Linked DNA regions of Homo sapiens: all the other regions are linked to region 3. A link is a loop called in an ENCODE intact Hi-C map of the cell type or tissue named here. Cell type or tissue: heart left ventricle. All regions are shown on one strand. Links, peaks and the distances in the headings refer to the core of each region. The heading gives the core; the rest is flanking DNA. Region 1 has its middle 350 kb from the start of C11orf87. Region 2 has its middle 120 kb from the start of C11orf87. Region 3 has its middle 300 kb from the start of DDX10. Region 4 overlaps DDX10 (DEAD-box helicase 10).

Region 1 (5,557 bases), core at 296-5,295, 100 kb after region 3:
AGGATGAAAGGAAGTGACACCTGTCATTTGAATCTCCATGAAAAAACAAAGAGCTCTGATAAAAGTAATTCTGTAGGTGATGATAAAAGACAGCGTTATTGCAAATTAGCTCTTCTTCTGACTTAAAACAGTATCTAAAATTGTATTGTTGGAACTATAACATACAGAAACAATATATTTGATAACACCACAAAGGAAGGAGTGAGAAGGAAACTAATTGGCATTAGGAAATGACATCAGATGATAATTAAAATCCACAAGAAGTGAAGATAACCACAATTGGCAAATAAGAAGTTTCACATATATTTTTAAAAAACAATAAATATGTTTGTGTTCTCATTTCTTCTCTTAGATTTCATAAAAGACGTACTGTGTAAAAAGCAGTAATTACAATGTATTGTTAGGTTTGTAACATCTGTAGGCCTTAATATATTAAGAATAATAGCACAAAAAAGGGAGAGGGAATGAAGCAATATAGGAAAAGTTTTAATATCTTACTGGAATTAAGTTAGTTTTAATTTGAAGTAGATACTGATAAGATGTGTATTATAATGCCCTAGGGCACCACTAAGAAAATAACTGAAAATATATAGCTAAGAATCATTAAAGGAATTTAAATTGTATACTAGGAAATAATCACTTGAGACAAAGGAGATGGTAGAAGAGAAACGTATAAACAATAGAAACATATAAACAATGTAGCCATGAGACATGTAGAAAGCACAAGCCAAAGTGGTAATTGGCACTCCAAACATATCAATAATATTAAATGTAAATATATTAAACAATCTAATCAAAAGAAAGAGATTATCAGATTTGATAAAAACAAAACATGACCCAGGAGTTACTTTAGATTCAAAGATATAAACAGGTTGAAAGTAAAAGAATGGAAAAAGATATACCATGCAAATATTAACCATAAGAGCTATGGAGTGACTATACTACTATCAGATAAATAGACTATAAGATCAACTATGAGTCAGATCACATCATTTCTCTGGTCAGAATCCTCTAGTAGCTTCCCTTTCCTGAGAAGAAAATCCAAACATTTAACCAGCAACTACTCCCCACTCCCTAATCTCATGTCATCATTCTCTGAAAATGCCTTTACTCTGTCCTACATTTTGATCTTAGGTTGCATAGGTATAGAATTCTTGGTTGGAAATTAGTTTTCCTCACTTGAAGACACTGCTCCATTTTTCCCTTCGGAAGCTTTAAGGATGGTTAGAGTATGCTCTTCAGCCCTAGTACTCTGAAATGTCATGAAAATGTACCAAAGTTTAGATTACTTTTCTTTCATTGTGCTGAACACTCAATGGAATGGGCCCTTTTGATTTGTAAATGTGTGTGTGTGTGTGTGTGTGTGTGTGTGTGTGTGTGTGTGATCTCTCTTCTTCCTGTTTGCTCTGTTCTCCCTGTCTGGGATAACTTATTTACTAACTGTTTACTAGAGTGGGTTGCTTCTGTAAATGACGACTACCACCCATTGTGTGTTGAGTTTTATTAGTTTTTGCATTAGGCTATTTTCCTGTCTTATCCCAAAGTCTGGAAGGAACTTACTATAACCCTAAGTGCTCTAAACCTATTCTCTTGATCATCACTTGGCAGACAATTGCACTTAATAAATACTTAACAATTGCCAAATGAACATTAGTTACTAGGGACTCAGAGGTGACCACATGATGACCCGAAACATGACTAACTATACATATGCCACTGCTCTAGGTGAGTTGGATGGGCCTGCATCTTCTCCCCCTGTCCTCACTTTCTTTGTTGGCTTCTGTGCTTCCTGACTCTGACTCTCATAAGTCTGATATTAGCTTCACTTGTGTCTTGACGCCACCTTACTCACCAATTCTCCCAAACTGTCTCCAGCCCCGTTCTCTGTGCATGTAACCTCTTGGTTCTTTTGGTCCTAAAATTCCTAAGATTAATAACCACCTAAAATATTATTAATTTACCTTTATTGGGCAAAACTAGATATCATAATCCTCACTTTTCATATGAGGCAAGCTGAAGATTGTCTGGATAAAAAGAATGAGGCTCTCAATCTAGGTCTTAGTCTAAAGTCTCATGCTTTTTCAACCTTGCATGCTGCCTCTCAGTCTGCACTGTGTTATCAGGAGCAAATGAAGCAAGCAGTGTTAGAATCTGCACAGATTTTGGTTATGTTAATGGGCATGCAAACTCTCCCTAAAGTTTTCTCATTTTAAAAGCTGATTTCTGCAGCTAGAGTGATAAACACAGAAGAATGGATTTCTGTTAATAAGAATTAAGATGAGGTTATAGTTATGGGGATGGTGGGGTCAGGGGAGGTGGGCTGGATTACTGAGGATAGAGAGCCTTTTGTCAGTGCCATTAAAGAACCTCATCCAGGCACTGCTTGGACAAGCAGAGCCAGGTGATAACAGCAGAGTTTTTGTTGGCATTGCTTCTCCCACAGATGACAAAGCCAAGGACAATGTGTTCCAGCTTCAGGGGGAAGCAAGTTGTGCATTAGGAGGTAAATCTGTGGCTTGCAAAAGGTTGAATAAGATGCCTCTTAAAAAAAGCTCAGCAATCAGCTAAATTTAGCGTGGAGAGCACCATCCAGGCCAAGAATATTCTTTGGCCTTTGGCCCATAGCATTTTCATTTGACGGGGAATTGGATGCATTTTCATTTCCTCTAAGCTTTTCTCTTAACTCTCAGTACCTTCGCCTTTGGAGGCAGGAGTCTATGTGCTAATAGTTGGCTGAGGCCCCGTAGCTGATTCATGTTGGGTTAGGCTGTTGTTACATTGCTATAAAGAAATACCTGGGACTGGGTAATTCATAAAGAAAAGGGCTTTAATTGGCTCACAGTTCTGCAGGCTGTATAGAAAGCATAGCACCAGCATCTGCTTCTGGTGAGGTCTCAGGAAGCTTCCAATTATGGCAGAAGGCAAAGAAAAAGCAAGCATGTCACATGGTGTGAGTGGGAGCAAGAGAGAGACCTGGGACTATGTGGGGGAGGCACCACACTCTTTTAAACGGCCAGATTTCATGAGAAGGAATGCACTATCACAAGGACAGCACCAAGGGGATGGTGCTGAACCATTCATGAGAAATCCCATCACCTCCCACTAGGTCCCACCTCCAACACTGGGGATTACATTTCAACATGAAATTTGGTGGGGACATATATTCAAACTATATCACATGTCTCTGCTCATAATGACAGTTAAGGATGGTCTTGCTGCCCATTTTCAGTGAGAGATTGGGTGTTCACTGTGATGTTTTCATATAATGTTTTTCGTATGTCATCCATCTGGAGGAGGCTTTCTTGACTCTCCCCTCTCTTCTCATTATCCTTTGCATTCCCTTCTCTGAACTTTATTCTTTTTCTTTGAAGTTGTTTTCAAAGACAAGAAGATCTTTGGCAATGCGAGCCCTTTGCAGACCATAGTGAATGCCTGTTCATCTGCTCATTGATTCAGTGCCACTACTGCATGTCAAATGCCACAGCTTCCAGGGTACCCAGCTTTCTACCTACCATCTGATTTCCCAGAATGTAGAAATGGACATCCAAATCTGTGGAAAATTCAGAAACAATAAGATAGAGTAAAATAAAGTGTGAACTCTGGCATCAGCAGGTCCAAGTTCCAATACCAACTTTGCTATTTACTTGACATGTTATTTACCTCTCTGAGCATGATTTTTCTTGTCTGTGAGAAGGTGATAATAACTTGTAAGTTCTTTTCTGGCTTAAAAGGGGTACTGATAGGTATTCTTTAAGTGTCGGTTTTCTTCTCTCTTTTCTTACAAGGAACAACTGGTTTGGCTTTGTTACTCTTTACTCTGCCCTCTGATATTGCATATTCAGCAGAACCGATCTCTGGGTCTTACAGTCACCTAGCTGGCTCATTGTGAACTCTAGGGAGAGTACCTGGTTTTTGTGCCTGGGTACTTCCACTTCCCTTTCACCAGGTTTATTGGTTTGTTCCTCAGTAGACCTGAGTAGTTTTTTATCCCAACCATTAATCTGGTTTGGATTCACTCATTCATTAAACAAATATTTATTGAGCACTTCTATATGCCAACACTGTGTTAAGTGCTGGAGACATATTCTCTGTCCTCAAGGAACCTACAGTTTAGTGAAGATAGACAAGTCAATGCACAACTACAATGGTGTCAACTAATGCCCGTGTAGGTGAAGACACACATAGAAAGGGTACTGAAACCAACCTGGGGACTCACCAAGGGCTTTGTGCAGGAAGAGACATTTATACTGACATTCAAGAATGAGTAGGGACTGGCCAGGCAGAGACATGGATGGGTAGAGTAGGTGTGAAGGATGATGAAAGTGAAGGCAGTGCATATATGTGCAGCATCAAATAGGCTGGGCCTCCGCAGAGATTGAGCTGACTGTGGCACTGTCTACCTACCAGCACCTGGGAGGCTGCTGGGATTGGAGTTATTTTAGGGAGACAGATCATCAAGGATGGCTGGCAAGACTTGTCTCTTTGTGAAGTATTTTACAAAATACTTAATGACTTTTCAGAGACTCTTTGGAAATAGTCCCAGTGTGATATTTCTGTTGGTCAATGGGTAGGTGTTTGCATGCATTTATGTGTGGAGAGGTGCAAAGTGTAGGGGAAAGTCACTTCTCTCTTAATTTTTGTGCCATGATGTTAAATGTATTTTCTTTGTGGGACATTTATTCTTGAGGTCCAATCAGTCACTTTGAAGAACAAAGTGTGACATCTTCAGCCCAGCTGGGCCCATGTGCCCATGCCTGCCTGAGTTGCTCAAGCCCTCTCATTGGTCCTAAACGAGACACTGCTACTTTAGACAGGGTTTAGGTTGGCTGATGGGGAGGAGGAACATATAACATGTGAATCAGGGTCATGGATCCCTGCCCAGGCATAAGGGGCAGGCATAAGTGTGTGTGTGTGTGTGTGTGTGTGTGTGTGTGTGTGTGTGTGTGTGTTGCAGGTGAGTTGGAAGCCACATCTCAAAGCTGGCTGCTGCTTTTCACCTTCCTTCTCTGATGCTCCTGCCCTGCCTATCTACCACATGTGGGGAACACCTAGGTGCTTCATTACAAAGTCTGATTGCTTAGCTAGTTAGAGTCAAAGTGACTCAGTGCTTTCAAGTCTATCTTGGTTGGAAGAGAGCTTCTACCTGAAATTTGCAGCCATAATCTCAGAGAAGGAGGATTCTCTCTATTCTCCTGTTCTCCTTTCCTTGCTCCCCAGTTGCCTTTGGATACAATACAAGGTAGTCCTGTTTGATCTAGATTCTTCAGATCCTGAATTGGTCAGAAATGCTAATCTTGTCCAGCAATTCTGGTAGATCCCAAGGCTGATATCTCTGTATAACCCTAGATACAATGCCTTCTAGCATCTTCATCTATTTGTATCTTTGAATCTGAATTCCCTTATTGCCAGAGGATAATCTCTGAGATTCTTTAGTTTATTTTGCGTGTGATGGGAAGTAAGGTGACTTCTTCAAGATTCCAGAGCTAGTTGAGAGCAAGGTCACTAATTGTTAACCCAGTACTCTTTCCACTAAATATCAACAACTTTATCTACATTC
Region 2 (5,557 bases), core at 340-5,339, 330 kb after region 3:
CAGGTTGGAGTGCAGTGACATGATCTTGGCCCACTGCACCCTCTACCTCCCGGGTTCAAGTGATTCTCCTGCCTCAGCCTCCTACGTAGCTGGGACTATAGGTGCGTGCCACCACACCCAGCTAGTTTTTGTACTTTTAGTAGACACAAGGTTTTACTATGTTGGCCAGGATGGTCTCGATCTCTTGACCTCACGATCCACCTGCCTTGGCCTCCCAAAGTGCTGGGATTACAGTCATGAGCCCCCGCGCCTGGCCTCTGTGTTGTTTTTTAGTGCTGTTATGGTTGTGTTCTTTAAAAATATGTCTATTTTTGTCATTTCACTGGAAACTTCGTCTAGAGGAAAGGTAGGCATATGTGCTCATTTTGCTACTTTGAATAGACAGTACTCTTGTTCAGTCTTGTTATTTGTCAGAATTAGACTGCATTTGATTCTTGTTATTTACATGTGTTGTTTGATTGTCAGTTCCCCTGTGATGTTACATCTTCTGTTCTTGAGTTTAGTTCAATTTGTGTTAGCTTTCCCTCCATTTCCTAACTAGTTTTCCCCCTTTTTTCCTGGGTACCACACGACCTAAACCCTAGAATGGTGTCCAGTTGGACACCCAGTAAATTTTTGAATAATTTAAATAAAATATGGTATCTTCTTCTTCCTTTATGTATTTTCATCAAAGTTATTTTCTTCAAAATTTGTCACATAATTTTTCCTGTGAGCTGTCAGTTGATACAAATGCTTGGTCACTGGGAATATACTGGCCTCTTGTTCAGCCTTGACTTCCAACCCGCAACTGCTGAGTCTCTTCCAATTTCCAGCAATGGCCGAGAATAACTTATTGGCTCACAGATCCCTTCTATAGTAATTCAATGGAGGTGATGAAGTGGTGGGAAAAATGTTTCATTCAAATCACAGGTTTCCAGAGGGCATAGTGAACTCAGGTTTAATTCAATCTTGATTCAGTGTCCAATATTTCTGACATTTGATGGGGGGCATGGCAGTAAAAGCCTCTATTCAGGGATGATGGTATCAAGGGAATGGATAAACCTTCCTTCTGGTTGGTTTGTCTGATTTGGATGACTGACTGCCAAGAAGGATTTGACAAGTGCTAAACAGCCGCCTATAGCTCAGGCCAAATCGGCTGGGGTTTGAGACATAAATCTTGCTTCTACAGGGGATGAAAGTGCAAGACAGAAAACCGTAGCAACCATCTTTTCCCAAGATAAGGAAAACATAGAGGTATAGAGAAACACAGACTGTGACCCCCAGTCCAGGCTGGCCAGGACTCACACAGACTCCACTCATCAATGTAAATAGGGCTCTGAATATACCTCAAAGCTTTGTGAGGACTGTCTCAGGCCATGCTGGAAACCATTCTGTGAAATGAGGCTGGAGAAGGCAGGAATTAGTATGTTAACTTTGTTCCTTCAAATTGCTCCTCTGGATTTTCAATGTAGTTTTCATCTGTAAGACCTATTGCTCTTGCTCTTTGCAGCGGGGCCTCTTTATTTGCCAATCAAAAGGGTCTTCATTTTTAAAGATGGGTGATGGGTAAAATGAGCTCATCTAAGCTACTCTGTCCCAACTTCTGATCCCATGAGAGGAGAATCCAGTCTGAAGCAGATTCTTGAATCAAGCAGGCCCCAGGGATTGCAGCTGGTAGCACCAGCACTTCCTCTGCCTCTACTTTTTTTTTTTTTTTTTTTTTTTTTTTTTTTTTTTTTACAAGTTAGACTGATAGTGATACTACTGGGTGCTGACAGACCTTGCAAGTTCGTCTTGCCAACTGCTCCTGCCAAAGCTGGAAGGTGAAAGAGCAGCAACAGATGCCACCATAGCAGCTGCAGCCATCTGCTAGAAGATAAAATGTGTTGCCAAGAACAGTGCTGGGGAGAGGAGAGGGGGAAAAAGAGGACATACTTGAACTGAGCCAGCAGTTCCAGCTTAGAATCCAGAGCATGGCAGAGCTAATAGGTGGTTTCTTGTTTACCTTTCCTAAGGTAATGCTCCCCACCTCACCATCTGCCATTCTGCCTTCTCCAACTCTGCTGTTTCCTGATGGTGAGCAATGCCCACTCCTCATTCACCATTTTTGAGAGTGCTTTACAGAAGAAGCAGCAGACCATTTGGCCCTGCCTTTGAAGCCCAGATTACATCAATATTGACCTTCTGGTTCTCTGAGCTCTTGTCAATTAAAATCAGTTTTCCTCTTTCTTGGATCCTTTTCAATTCCAACACAGAAGCTAATGCTGTGCAGATTTAGGTCTCCCAGATATAGAATTAACCATGATTTTGCTATTAATTTGCAGGAGGCCTAGAAAAAATTCTAGGGTACTGGATAAAAAATTTTAAAAGTTTGGATGAGCCAACTTCTCTAGACCTTAGTGTTCTCATTTCTAAAGTGGGAGACAGAATTATTAAATTCTAAAATTTATTGAACACTCAATAGGCACTAATCGAAGCATTTCATGTTTATTAACTTGTTTAAGCCTCACAACAGCTCTGAGAGGTAGGTATTATTATTATCCCTATTTTACAGATGAGAAAGTTGAAGCACAGAGTTTATATAACTTTACTGTGCAGCTAGAGGTGGTAGGATTCAATTCTACACAGCTGGGCTCCGGATTTTGTACTTTTCTCCATCGTGTTATACCGCCTCTACAGAATCCCTTCCAGTTTTAAGATTCTCTAACTTTTTCAGGACTCTAGCTTTTTCTTTTCATTGTGGTGGACGCCATTATTAGAGTTCAGGACTTTGAATAATTTTGCATTTTTATCTTGGTGGAAATGTAGCAAGTCATAGCTGGATTCTTCGGACTGTTTATATGCTAGCTTTCAACTTCTCTACTCTCAGATGCCCAGAACTGCCCATTATCTATACTGTGCCAGTCCCTCAACCTCCTTCAGAAGCATCCATTGACTTTTCAGTTCAAATGTCAAAACTTCTGCTACCTTCAAAGCTTTTCAACTAAATGATCTTATGCTGCATGTGTGATCTCATTGTTTTCTAGCATATTCTTCCTTTTAGGAAAACTTGTGTTCTTGTGTTGCTCTCTTCCCACTTCGCTTTGCACTTCAATGTTATCTGTTTACATAAGAAAAATACTGTTTTGTGTTGGTTTGCTTTACAGCTTACAATCTGCTTTCACGCACATTATTTCATTGGCTCCCACAACAAATCTATGAGGCATCTACCTGGGTTATCACAACCAGACATTGGACTACTTCCATTCGTGTCCACCTCAGATTCTTCCTCCTTATTGCTGCCAGAGGAATCTTTCAGGAAGGACAAATCTGTCCATATCACTCCCTGGTTTAAAATATGTCAGTGAGTTCTTATGCTGATAGGATCTTGCTGTTTTCTACCTTTCCAGCTCTTTTATCCTCACTCTTCTCTTCTCATCATATGACTCAGCAATGCCAAACCAAACACAGTTCCCAGAACCCACTGCAATATCTCACACTGCTGAGGTTTTGCTCTTGCTCCGTCTTGATCAGGACTTGCCCTCCCCTTTTGTTGCTTATCTAATTCCTACTGTCCTTTAGAAGTCTGGGCCAGCTCCTCCAGGCAGTTTCCCTGCCCCCTCCCCTGCTGCAAGATTACGCAGTCTAAGTGTGCCCATCCACATCCTAACATTTATTTTGTATTAAAATTATCTATTTGTTATGTGTCTTGTCTCCTCCTATTCCTGGAAAGCATAAGCTATATCAAATACACCTTTGAAGCTTTTGAATCCTAGGTCTTAGTGCTGCAGCATTCTGCTAATTAAAGTATGTTGACCTGCACTGAAGCCCCACTACATAGATCAGTAAACTGAGTCCGAAAAAGTTTCAATCAACTTCTGTAGGTATCGTGGCTAGAAAATGACAGAGCAGGCAGTAAACCTCTTGACTATCAATGCCTTAGGAATTTGGCCCAAACTGTTTTAAATGCATGGAATAATCTTTCTCCTATTTTACATGACAAGTCCTTTACCTCTATTTTCAAATAGTGTCTCGGATCTACCCTCTTCATCTATGTTCTCCCTCAAATCAAACTCTATTTACTAGATTAACTATTTTATACAATGTTTTCTCCATTTGTCTATAATCTTCTTCGGATCAGGAATTGCTGCTTCTTTCTTCTCTGACTCATTATCTAATAAAATGCACCCAATGGGACTCAGTCAGTGCTTGCCTTCTGACTGAAATACTTCAAAGCAAACCTCAGTACACATAAAAAGAAAGCACACTTGTACAGCTTGTGCAAATAGTGATTAAGCCCCATTGTGTCTAGGGCTAGGTCTGCTCTGGCTTTCCCCAATTTCCCCCAGTGTAAGCATGCTATGCCTGCTTTCCACTGCACCCCATTTCTCTGAGGCATCTTCACTTGGCTGGACAGTTCTAGCATTTGAAAGAGCATTAGCAGAGTTGACTTCCTTTTACTGTATAATGGAAAAAGCAAGGGCCTTGGAGTTAAAAGACCTTGGTTTGTTTTCCGGCTCTCTAGGCCCACAGTCTCTTATTTCAGTGTTGGGAATCAAAATAGTAGATGTTCTATTTAAGTTCCAGAGTTATTGTGTGATCAAGTAAGGTAATGAGATAATGCATGTGCAAACTATTTTTGTAATCCATCCTCACTATATAATCAGTCCTCATTATTTGTGAATTCTGTGTTTGCAAATTTGCCCAGTGCCTAAAATTTATGTGTAACCCCCAAATCAATACTCATGGCATTTCCACAGCCGTTGTCAGACATGTACCAGGCTGTGAAAAATTTGAGTTACTCCTCAACATTCGTGTTCCCAGCTGAGGGAGAAAAGGGTGACACTCCTTCTTGTTTTAGCTCTCATGCTATTAAGTATCCTTTTTTTTTTTTTTTTGCCAGATTTTGTTGCATTTTTGTGCTTTTTTATTGATGATTTTACTGTTTAAAATGGGCCCTGAGCTTACTTCTGAAGTGCTGTCTAGTATTCTAAGCACAAGAAGGCTGCAATGCCCCTTACAGAGAAAACACATATGTTAGAGAAGCTTCATTCAGGCATGAGTCATAGCACTGTGGGCCATGAGCACAATGTTAATGAATCAATTGTATATGTTACATAAGATGTCTTCAAACAGAAACACACATAAAACAAGGTTATGTTTTTATTCGTTGATTAAAATGTTATGAGCAGAGGCTTGCAGTAACCTAACCCTGTATTTTACCTAGGAGCCATGGCTCAGTGTTTGCTAATTCATTGTCCATAGTGACTTGGTGGAACATAATCAGCCCTAATAATTGGAATACATTGCATTCATTTGTAAGGGAATCTTCCCATTTGAGGTCACTTCTGTCTTGTCTCTAACCACTCCTAATCCTTAGCACCGTGTCTCTCAAACTATTTTTGCTCCTTAAGAATCATTGAGGAACTTATTAAAATGTAGAGAAGATTTGACATGTTCTCAATACAAAGAAATGACAAATGTTCAAAGTGATGGATATCCTAAGTACCCTGATTTGATTATTATACATTGTATGCATGAATCAAAATCTCACATGTACAAATATTATGTATTAGTAAAAAAAATATATAGAGTCCCA
Region 3 (5,557 bases), core at 396-5,395:
CACTGTTTTTTTTTTTCTTTTTAAAAAGGGGCGAAAAGAAAACCAAACTGCTTAGTGATAGTTTGTGAAAAGCAAGAAGTGTTGTGACATTTCTTGGTGCATGCGTGGAAGAACCATGGGATGAATGTGTAGGAAGTGGGGGAGGTGGGGAGTTCCTGGGTTAGAAGAGTTGGACAGAAGGGAGGTCAGCACACGAGTGTGAGCTAAGCTGCTCTTACAAAAAGACCCCAAATACGGTGGGATAAAGAGCAAAGGAGTTTGTCTTGCATGTCTCAGGTAAGCATTCCTGGACCGTGGGCAGTGCTGTCTACTTCCTAGAGGACCAGATTCCTTCCATCTCAAGGCTCTGCCCTTCTCCAGCGCTTTGCCATTCACTGCCTGGATGGCCAAGGCTGAGTCACAGCCACATGTGGAAAGAGAGTATGGAGGGGGTCAGGTCACACGGTTGGAGCTGCAGGCTGCAAGTCGTCCTGGTTGCAACACATCCCACTGGTAAGAGCTTCATCCACGGCCTCATCTAACTGTAAGGGAAGCTGAGCTGGCAATGTAGCATGGCTAGACAGCCCCATGTCTGGCTTTGATTCTACTCCTGTGGAAAAAGGGAAGAGCGGATTTTGGTGGACTACCAGCATCCTCTACTGTTGGTGTTTTAAGAGCCAAGTGGAGACACAGCAAGCAGTGGGACGAGGAAGCAGAGCAGAGAGAGGAGGTGAAGAACGGCAGCCACTGTTAGCAGCTTTCAACCAGGGTGACCTGTTTGATGCATCAGATGATGGTCCCCAAAGCATGGATGGATGATGTGGTTGTGGGCTGAACACTTCTGTTCATACTGCTGATGTGCGGGCATTGCTGCTGTCTCTCCCACTCAGGAAAGAGTGTCAGAATTCAAGTTAATATGACATCATTAGGAGGAACCTGGACTTCAGCAGCAGCCTCCTAACTCATCACTCACCACCACCAATCTATTATCCATTCCACAGCCAGATGAACCTTCTAAACCAAATCAAAGCAGCTCCCTTCCCTGCTTCCAGCCCTTTAGAGGCTCTCTGTTGTTCTTTGGATAAGGTTGAAGACCTTTCCCTTGAGTCATGCTGTCCTTTGTAATAGGGCCTCTGCCTCCTTCAGCAGCCCGATGGCTTGCCATTCTCCAGCCGTGCTGGTTGTCTCAGCTCTCCGGAATAAAGAATCTTTCTCTCCTGCCTCAGGGCCACCTTGAGCAGTCTTCCCCGTGCTCTTCTCCTGGATAACTGCTCCTCATCCTTCAAGATCTTTGAGTAAACATCACTTCCATGCAGGACTTCCTGTATCCCCTCAAACAGGGGAACACACCTGTGCTATACATTTCCATACCCCTTGCATGTTCATAAAGCCTACAAAACATGCGGCTCCTCATGGGATAACATCATCTTCATTTGACAATAGAGAACTCTAAGAGGGTCCAAATCTTTCTGTCTTGTTAGAGTTGGTGTTAAATGGGTGAAGAAATAAAGTACTGGGTTCTTCAGGCGTGCTGTAATCATTTCAAATGGTGCGCTTTAGAACCAGGTGGGAGTTATATTGGGGAAGGGCTACCAGCCAAAGGAGAGAGGCTTTCCATGAAGAGTGTGAAAAGGTGAGCAAAACCTTCACTGGCCGTGAGGGAGACGCCTGAGTTTTAGATACTGAAGCTAAAATAGGTAGGAATCAGATATTTCAGAAGGTGAAAAAAACAAGTGTGTCTGACCTTGTCTTCAGAGCATTCCTGGCCTCTGGGATCTATTTGTATGCAGATGTCATTTCCTATTTATAAATTAGCCTGGAGGGGCTGTGGGTCGGTAGGTGAACTGAAGGACAGTGGTGAGTCTGTAAGGGTGAGAGACTAGAGAGGAAAGGCTGAAAAAAATGTCCAATATTCAGCATTTTGTACATCCATTTAATAAATAGCTTGTGACAGCTTACTGATGTGCCTGCCACTGTGCTGGATGCTTTTGGGGACAAGAGGGGCAGGCAATACAGAGATGGAGGATGGAAAGGTCAGGGTGTGTGGGAGCACAGAGGAGAAAGCAACAATTTGCTCAGGCCAGGTGGGAGAAGGCATCACTGAAAGGGCAAATTTGAAGTGGGCTGTAAAACAATAAATTAGAATTTCCAGTGGAAAGGAAGAAAAAGGGCATTCTAGAAAAGTGAAGAATGGGAGCTTGAAAAATGTCAGTGTTTGGGCAGTAGCGAGGAGTTAATGTGGATCAGGAACCCAGACTGGAAAGCAGTGATGATAATGATCGCCGACATTTAGCAGACACTTCTTATGTGCCAGACACTGCTTAAGTGCATTGCCCATATAATCTCAGCTTACAAGTGGCAGAGCCAGGATTTTGAGCCAAGGCAGTCTGACTCCAGAGCTCATGCTTGCAAGCACGGGGCTATTCCACATTGTCATGGAGACTGCATGCCAGGCTGAGCTCCTGGGAGGGGTGAGGGTTTGGGAAAGATTTTAGCATTTGGAAAATGACGCGTTCAGACTGTGCTTTGGAAAGACCATTCTGAGACCTGTGTGAATACAGGCTGTGCAAGCTGTCATGAGAGGCAGAAAACACGGGATACTGCCCCACCAACGGGAAGCGTAGAATCTCCTTAACAAGCAGACCTCACAAGTGAGCCAATTAAATGCTAGGGTTCTTAACACAGATGAAGAACAAACTCTAAAAGAGCTTAGAGACCAGAGAGAAAGCTAAGCTGGGCAAATGAACACAGCCATTTTAACTTCAGGGAAGGTAGAGTTGAGTCCAAATCAAGATGTCCTTGCCTCTGCAGTGGAATGGCCCTAATTTTGTCCCCAAATATACTGGTTCGAATTGTATCCCCCAGAATTTCTTGCCCCTGAACCTCAGAGTGTGCCCTTATTTGGAAATAGAATCTTTTGGTAAATTAGTTAAGATGAGGTTACTCTGGAACAGAGTGGGCCCCAAATCCAATGACTGCTTTCCTTATAAGAAGAGGAAAAGAGAAGCAGAGACAGACACAGAGGACACAGACACACAGGGAAGATGGTCCTGTGAAGGTGGAAGCCGGGGTTGGAGCAATACCTCTACAAGCTAAGAAAGCCAAAGATTGCTGCCAATCACCAGAAGCCAGCAAGAGGCAAAGAGGAATCCTCCTTTAGAGCCTTCGGAGGGAGCATGGCTCTGCTGATGCTTTGCTTTTGGATGTCTAGCCTCCAGAAACCTGAGGGGATAAATTTCTATTATTTCAAGTCACCTCATCTGTGGCAATTGGTTATGGCAGCCCTAGCAAACCAACACAACAGAGGAGCTGAGAAACCAGAAGTCAAAGTCCTGCTTCACTCTCCTGATTTTTTTTTTTTGGAGACAAAGTCTCACTCTGTTGCCCAGGCTGGAGTGCAGCGGCACTATTTTGGGCTCACTGCAACTTCTGCCTCCTAGGTTCAAGCAATTCTCATGCCTCAGCCTCCCAAGTAGCTAGGATTACAGGCACCCACCACCATGCCTGGCTAATTTTTGTATTTTTAGTAGAGACGGGGTTTCACCGTGTTGGCCAGGCTGGTCTCAGACTCCTGACCTCAGGTGATCCACTTGCCTCGGCCTCCCAAAGTGTTTGGGATTACGGGTGTGAGCCACCGTGCCTGGCCTCACTCTCTTGATTTTAAGGACACATAGTCCACAGCCACGTTGTTAAGGTTAACCAGGATAAAGTCAGGGTGACTGAGGGCAAGGGCTCTGGATTTCAAATCCCTCCTCCTCCACCTACTTTCTAGGTAACCTTGAGCAAATTACTCAATTGCTATGAGCTTGGATTTCTTACCTGTATGATGCAGTTAGTGGTCGTCCTACCTCACAGGATTGTTTTGGGGATTAAGTGAGTTTATATACTTAAATATTTAGAGCAGTGGTTGCTGTTACCCTTATTGTTGTTGGTGGTATCATTTGCTTGGATTTGGGATAGGAAATAAGATGTCCTAGATCTTCAGCACTAATCCCTGCTGCTTTAATCAGGCATGCCCCTGCCTTTGTGCATCGTTTACCCAACATTCCACATCCATGCTCCCAGAAACATGGCCTTGATGATGCCTGAGAGCCATCTGTGATTCAGATGGCACAGGGTCCCCAGGGTCAGCACACCAGGTCTGCTGTGAGATTGTTTGCTCCAGAAAAGGTGGTGCAAGTTGCCAAGCAATGTAGAGGCCACAGCTGTTAGATCCCAGGAATTATACCTCCAAGTCCCACAAGGCCCATTTCTAATGCAACGACTGGGGAAGAACTCCAAAAGCATTATTTGTAGTCTTTCTTTTCCAGTCCCAGCCTACCCTACAGGTCACAGGACAGCAACTGCTGAGTACACCAAGTGTGAGTTTCATGCTGGCAGCAAAAAAAGGTTAGAAGAAATTGGAAGTGTTCTCTGGAGTTCTCACTCTATTAGCCTGCTCTGGTTTCTTAAGACTTTTGGCTTCTCTAAACCCAGGCTTTCTTAGGTCTGGGTGGACAGTCATTCCTTTTACTCTTTAGGGTTCTGACTTATAGAAAATAAACACAAAGAACTGAGTTAAGCAGGGGTCCACAGGGCACTTTTATTTACCAAAGTAAGGGCTCTCCAGAAAACTTTGTAGGCTTGAGACCAAATAGAGCTTTCTGTATCTTCTCCCACCTCAAAATCAGACTTACCCATTGTGGTAGATAAAGATGGCTTCATATCCTTTGACTCTTCTCCCATTGCAAGTAGAATCTATGTCTCGCACTTTTGAATCAGTGTGGGATCTTTGGCTGCTTTGATCAATAGTATATGGGCAGAAGTAACATTGTGCTAGTTTCCTAGTGACTTCTTTTTTCTGTTCTTTTGGAATACTCACTATTAGAACCTGGAGGGGCAGGTGAGAAGTCCAGCTTTCCTGGGAAACCACACAGTAGCCCTGAGACTCCATGGAGAGGAAGAGGCACCCAGCCGAGCCCAGCCTTCCAGCCATCCCCACCATGGTGCCAGACATATGAGTGAAGCTGTCTGAACCACCCCCGCCACAACCTGACCCAGCCACTAGCCAAACACCATGAAGTAACACCAGTCAGCGTCATGTGGTGCAGAAGAATTGCTCAGTTGAGTTCATCTCAGATTCTTGACCTGAAAAATTGTAATATATTATGAAATAACTGTTCTTGTAAGCCACTAAGCTTTGGCATAGTTTGTTACTCATGGGTAATTGGAACACTCACCCAGTCTCAGATAAAGAAACTGGAACCCAGAGTAGAGATTGGGCTTGGCATCATAGGCAGGCATTCTCTGATTCTGCTTAACAAAATGAGCCTGGGAACCCAAGGAGAGCCCAGGCCTCCAAAGCCCAGGGGCCCGTAAGAGTGAGAGGTGAGTGATGGACCCGTAACTTGTTACAGTGCATGGGCCTGCCCGCTGTAAATGGGCCCAGTGGGTGTCAGCCTTTCACCAGTTTTGCTAATCAGATAAATCTGATTTTCTCTGGGAAAAAGCAAGTAAAAAGGCAAAAAGAAAGATCAAGTATCCCTTCCTGGGACTTCTTGAGTGGCTTGAAGTGTTTGTAGATGTTTCTTCTTCTGTG
Region 4 (5,557 bases), core at 142-5,141, 110 kb before region 3:
ACAAGGAAGGATATAAAGGACACAGTATTTTTTTTTTAATTTTGGGGAAAGTGCTTGAATGAAGTTTCATGGAATTATCTTTATTTCCCAGAAAAGAGAAAACTTAATGATAATGTGAATTTTCAATTTTAGAAATGAATCTTCTCTGGCATATTGAAAGTACTTCTAAGAAAAATTGCTTTAAAGTGTGAGTAGGATAAACTAAAGTTGGAATGGACCTCTCAGGAATCTGATATGACTTTTTGTTAAAAGATAGATCTAAGTTCTGCCTAGTTATATTATGTGCAGAATTGGGAATGGAAGATAAATACGAAGCTGAAACTGTTACGAAGGTTTGCTGGGTACCTAATAGTGGTTTGGGAAATATAGGTCTTTTGGGTATCAAAACTTTCTTTAGCAGAGAAGTACTTGAATTGCACAATAGAATTGTTTTTACTTTAGCTAACAAGATGTCGTATATTCTTATGACCTACAGATTTTAAACTAAGATCTAGAAAAATACTTGTAGCAATGATCAATAGACCACATTGCTTTTTGAGTTCAGGTAGGTTACATAATCCTGGAATACAGCTTTACCTCATTATCTAGCTAAATTTCCTTTTGCTTTGAGGGTCACAAGTGCTAGTAGGAATCCCTGGTCGCTGGAATGATTTTGTATAAATGTAAGGAAAAGGAACAACAGTGCTGAAACTTGAGGAAATAGATCCTCAGCAATATCTCACTACTGTGCTGCTTTTGAAAAGAAAGTGTGATTTTTATTTATTTATTTATTTTTTAAGATGGAGTCTCGCTCTGTCACCGAGGCTGGAGTGCAGTGACGCGATCTTGGCCCACTGCAACCTCCGCCTCCCAGGTTCAAGCGATTCTCCTGCCTCAGCCTCCCGAGTAGCTGGGACTACACGCATGTGCCACCACGCCCAGCTAATTTTTTGTATTTTTAGTAGAGACAGAGTTTCACTGCATTAGCCAGGATGGTCTTGATCTCCTGACCCCGTGATCCACCCTCCTCGGCCTCCCAAAGTGCTGGGATTATGGATGTGAGCCACTGCAACTGGCCAAAAGTATGATTTATTAAACAAAAGTCTGAGGCTGATGAAATTGAACACTGACTATGAAGGAACAAAGAGTAGGAAAGAGCTCAAACACTTAAAATAGTTAAAAGTTGCTTTGACTATATTAAAAATGATGATTATAGTTCGTATTTTTAAGGTGTGGGGAAAATATGTCATACATTTTGAGGTTGAAGTTTTATAGATGTACATTTTCACTTGTTTTTATTTTTTGGTTTGTACTGTGTTTTTATTTATACTTAACAAATAGTGGTTTTAGGTAATAGTTTCTTGAATACCTAAGGTAATCTCTGTACAACAGAAAAGTAGTGTTGAAGTTAGAGCTCTCAGAATAGGAGGTCTGAAGAAGTAGTAGTTAATTAATTTTAAAACTCTAGGCCGGGCATGGTGGCTCATGCGTGTAATCCCAGCACTTTGGGAGGCCGAGATGGGTGGATCACCTGCGGTGAGGGGTTCAAGACCAGCCTGGCCAACATGGCAAAACCCTGTCTCTACTAAAAATACAGAAATTAGCCAGGCATGGTGGTACCCGTCTATAATCCCAGCATACTCGGGAGGGTGAGGCAGAAGAATCACTTTAACCTGGGAGGTGGAGGCTGCAGTGAGCCGAGATTACGCCACTGCAGTCCAGCCTGGGTGACAGAGCGAGACTCTGTCTCAAACAAAACAAACAAACAAAAAAAACCACCAAAAAAAACAAAAAACAAAAAACAAAACAAAAAAAAAACCTTAAAAAACTAATGGACTTGAGAGATGCCCTGGACTGACTTTTTAATCTACTGGTCTTCAATGACTTTTTCTCTGACTCAACAGTAGTTTCATAAAGCAAAGCTAACTTTATTCATTTGATATTTTGTTCTTCCTACTTTTTTGGTGCTAAAATATCCTTTCATTTATGAAATAATACTGATAATTTTTTAAAAAGTCTTATTATTTGACAAAGTAAAAACCCATTTCACCACTTTAAAATCTTTTTTGAGCTTTTTCTGATCCATGAAATTGAAGAGCGAGTGTGGCAGCCACTGATCTACTCCAATGGTTTTCAGTATTATATTGAGTGACCTATGGACTCTCCTCTCCACCCCCCACCACCCCCGCGTGAGAATATTATTTGGGCAAGGCTCTAGGGTTCCATTTAGTCCTCATCCAGACCAGCTCAACTTTATTTTCCTCTTTACATTTTGAACTTCCAGGGAATATTTTATTTGAAATATTGTTTTCCTTAAATGTATACATACATAGCTACATAGCTAATACTTTTAAAGTACCCAAATAAGTTAGGGCTGAAAGCAAGTGAATGACTTGCCTAATGTCATAGCTTCTTTGGTGGCAGAACTGGTATATGCCCCCAGGTTTCCTGAATCTTCATTCCCTGTTATTGTTTATTGTCCTATGCCCTTTCTGTATGTTGCTTTTTTTTCTTTTTCTATGTAAAAACAAATCGCATCCATGATACATGATCTAACGACTAGTCATGGAAAATTACTAATAGCAAATACCTTTAGTAAGGAAAGAACTCTGGGCTGAGATCTAGAAGGCAGGCTATGTCTTAAAGTTTCTGGGTGGCTGGGGACAAGCCATTTATCTTTCTGGGCCTGTTCTCAGCATGTGTAAAAGGTTACCCCTTTCATGAAGATTTTTCTGACTCTCTCACATATTATGGGCTCCTGCTTTTGGAACTACTCCCGTGGTCCCCTGTCTAGAGCACCGCCAATAATTACAGTGCTGATGTGGTTGCACTTCTCTCTCTCTTTGGCTCTGGCTCTTGTTTTCCTTTGTGTGCCTATCTCTCATCACAGTGCTTTGTTGGCTGAGGGCAGGCTTTCTGGCTCACAGTTGGCCATCTCCTCGCAAACAGTGCTGAGGTCACTCATATTATGATTTCTTATTTTGTAGACAAGGAAATTGAAGCTTAGGAAGTTGAAGTAACTTTCCCAATAACATACAGCTAGGAAATGGCAGAGCCAGGATGCAAATCTGCTTTATATGACGCTGAAGCGTTGACTCTTAAGCATTAGGCCATAGGTCATTTCCGAGGTAGTCAAGAATATTCAATTTGAGAGTCTTAAAAACTGAAGCAGAAGTTGCAAGTAAATATTTCTTCTCCTGAAATTGCTTTCCTTATCCACAATTAGTTCTCTTTTATAGGTGGCTGCATTGAGAAACAGAATATTAAGAAGCAGAACAGAACCATAGGCGGATACAGAATATTGTGCATCTCCTATTAGTTACTATAAAATCTCACTGGAATCCCAGCAGCTTAATTTTTTCTTACAAATGAAAAATTAGGAAACATTTACCATTATTTCCAGCCCAGGAAGACCTGTTAAACATACCATATTCTCATATCTTCTTGATTTTTAAATTTTATACATGTTTTCCCTCTGCCTAGGATATCTTCTCCTTCATTGCTTTTTCCTCTGAACTGTTTCCGTTTTGAAGCCTTTTCTGCCTCCTTCAGGCCGACTCATGACGTTCTTCCTTTCTGGACCACCGGACTTCGTGTACATTATTCTGCCGTGTTACTTGGTGATTGTCTCTCATCACTAGACTATAAACTCCTTGAGAGCAGCAGCTGAGTTTTTTTCATGGATGGCACATAATAAATGCTCTGTAGATATTTGAATCAGTGAAATGCAACTATATTCATTCTTAAAGTTAACACTTTACATGTTAATGCTATGTCAGTTATAAGATCCTTGAGGTCTAGCACCGGGGCCTGCAGAATACAGTGAATTTCCATTCTGCCAGACTGGATGTATCTAACACACTCAGCCCTTTCCAAGTTCCTACTTCCCTTCTACCCCATCTTGTGTTAAACAAATCCGTGAATTTGTATTAAGATGATAGATTCTTAATATTAAAACAATGTAGTAAACTCTGTAGGCAATCAGAATCCCATTAGAATCCTTCACGCATGCCTTATTTGCGAAGAATTTAATAAATTCTTAAAGGATGAGTTGTCCTAAGATGTGCATATTGATTTTGCCTTTCTTCCTTCTTTTTATCTAACTTCGAGCTCCTCAAGTTGCATATGGAAAACTTGAGTGTATGGTACTGTATGGGTGGTAAAAGGGATACTCTAGGGTAATTTGATATGTTGATTTTCACCTTGCCTGTCAGCTTTGGAACTGAATGCCCATGGAAGTTGTGACTTCATTCTGTGATGCAGTTCCTTGCTCATAAATATTTGTTGATTGACCAAAAAAGTGGATCCTGCTAAAATGTCTTCATTGGCAGTATCATGGTGAATGTTGCATTTGATGCCATTGAACGTGAGTAGCCTGAATAATTGTGACCTTATTCAAATGTGGTTAGATTGTAGGAGAGCTAGCACTCAGATCCAGGTCGGATTGCACTCCTTGACTCTGACCACTGATGACTCTGCAGTGGGTGTTAAGGATGATCTTAAACCTGTTCAGGGCAGCCATTAACTCTGAGAATAAGAGGAAATTTTTCAGGAAACAAGTCAAACCTTTTACACTTGGAGTATTAGACCAGATTAATTTAAGGCAGAATTTTAATGACTATGTCAGAATGTGTTTATTCTAATACTTCTTAGAGAATTAATGTTTGGTGTTAGAGTCAGAATACTGTTTCTTTTATTAAACTTGCAAAATGTACTAACCAGATAAAACTTGAGGAAAACAGATTCCTAATAAATTTGAGTAAGGTGTAAAAAAAAAGGGCTGTGTGTGTACATATCCCTTTGTTTATGTTGTAGAAAATAGTTGTATTATTAAGTGGTCTGATAGTCTGTTCAGTTGGGTGGTCATTTAGATCCTTTCCAATGAAACAGCCTAAACAGTAAATAAATCCAGGTGATGCCCTTTATACTTCATCATGGTTGATTCAGCTTAGGTGAAGTTAGAGATAATTTGACATTTATATGCTTGAGTTAGGGATTTATAGGCACATCTAGCAGAACAAATTAACTGTATTTGAATCATTGTGGTCAGTTTCATTATGTGGCTGAGTCTGTGTTATTCCAGTGGTTACATGCTCTACTTTGTAGAGAACTGTGCCTGTGGGTATGTGTGGATGTGACCATCGTGATTGTGGAGACTGATACTTAGGATCATTTGCCTATATTTTTGTATGTATTAGCATTCATTAATGGTCTAAATGATGGTTATTCTTTTGACTGTTAGTAGTCATTACTGGCTGTTGTAAGATTATACCATCATAATTTCTGATATAGTATACAAAAGTCTCTAAGTTGAAAAAAACATGTAGATTCTTTCCTCCTTTCTTCTTCTTCTTGTTTTGTTTCATAACTCAGAATCCTGTTGCTTATGTGAAGAAAAAGAGGCAGGGCTAGAGAACTATTATAAGACTTGATTTTAGTAATTCTCAGCCTATGGTACAAGAATCTGTGTGGGTTTTCCATGTTATTACTAGGAAATTCTAAAATTCTCAGCATTGACTATACAGTGAATAAGTTATCTATACCATACATATATATTATCATAGCTTAAAAGTATGTA

What was found. Peaks named below come from ENCODE experiments on the same cell type or tissue, not always from the same donor. Only the 100,000 strongest peaks of a DNase experiment are listed, where the experiment ranks them.
Region 1: it touches region 3 in a loop (4-fold over the local background); 10 of 110 quality-filtered maps call a loop at or near these places.
Region 2: a loop joins it to region 3, with 4 times the contacts of the local background. A loop is called at or near these places in 4 of 110 quality-filtered maps.
Region 4: a loop joins it to region 3, with 4 times the contacts of the local background. A loop is called at or near these places in 2 of 110 quality-filtered maps.

The regions. Positions count from the first base shown.
Region 1 is chr11:109,069,335-109,074,891 of GRCh38, forward strand. No RefSeq gene overlaps it. Among named protein-coding and RNA genes, the nearest start is that of C11orf87, 350 kb to the right of the region's middle. In heart left ventricle, for the core only: no CTCF peak of the experiment used is centred there; no DNase peak of the experiment used is centred there; H3K27ac peaks cover 1,823 bases.
Region 2 is chr11:109,299,345-109,304,901 of GRCh38, forward strand. No RefSeq gene overlaps it. Among named protein-coding and RNA genes, the nearest start is that of C11orf87, 120 kb to the right of the region's middle. In heart left ventricle, for the core only: no CTCF peak of the experiment used is centred there; no DNase peak of the experiment used is centred there.
Region 3 is chr11:108,965,382-108,970,938 of GRCh38, forward strand. No RefSeq gene overlaps it. Among named protein-coding and RNA genes, the nearest start is that of DDX10, 300 kb to the left of the region's middle. In heart left ventricle, for the core only: no CTCF peak of the experiment used is centred there; a DNase peak (open chromatin) is centred at 2,400; H3K27ac peaks cover 2,206 bases.
Region 4 is chr11:108,854,702-108,860,258 of GRCh38, forward strand. All of the region lies in intron 16 of DDX10 (DEAD-box helicase 10), which reads left to right. Among named protein-coding and RNA genes, the nearest start is that of DDX10, 190 kb to the left of the region's middle. In heart left ventricle, for the core only: no CTCF peak of the experiment used is centred there; no DNase peak of the experiment used is centred there; H3K4me3 peaks cover 544 bases; H3K27ac peaks cover 1,648 bases.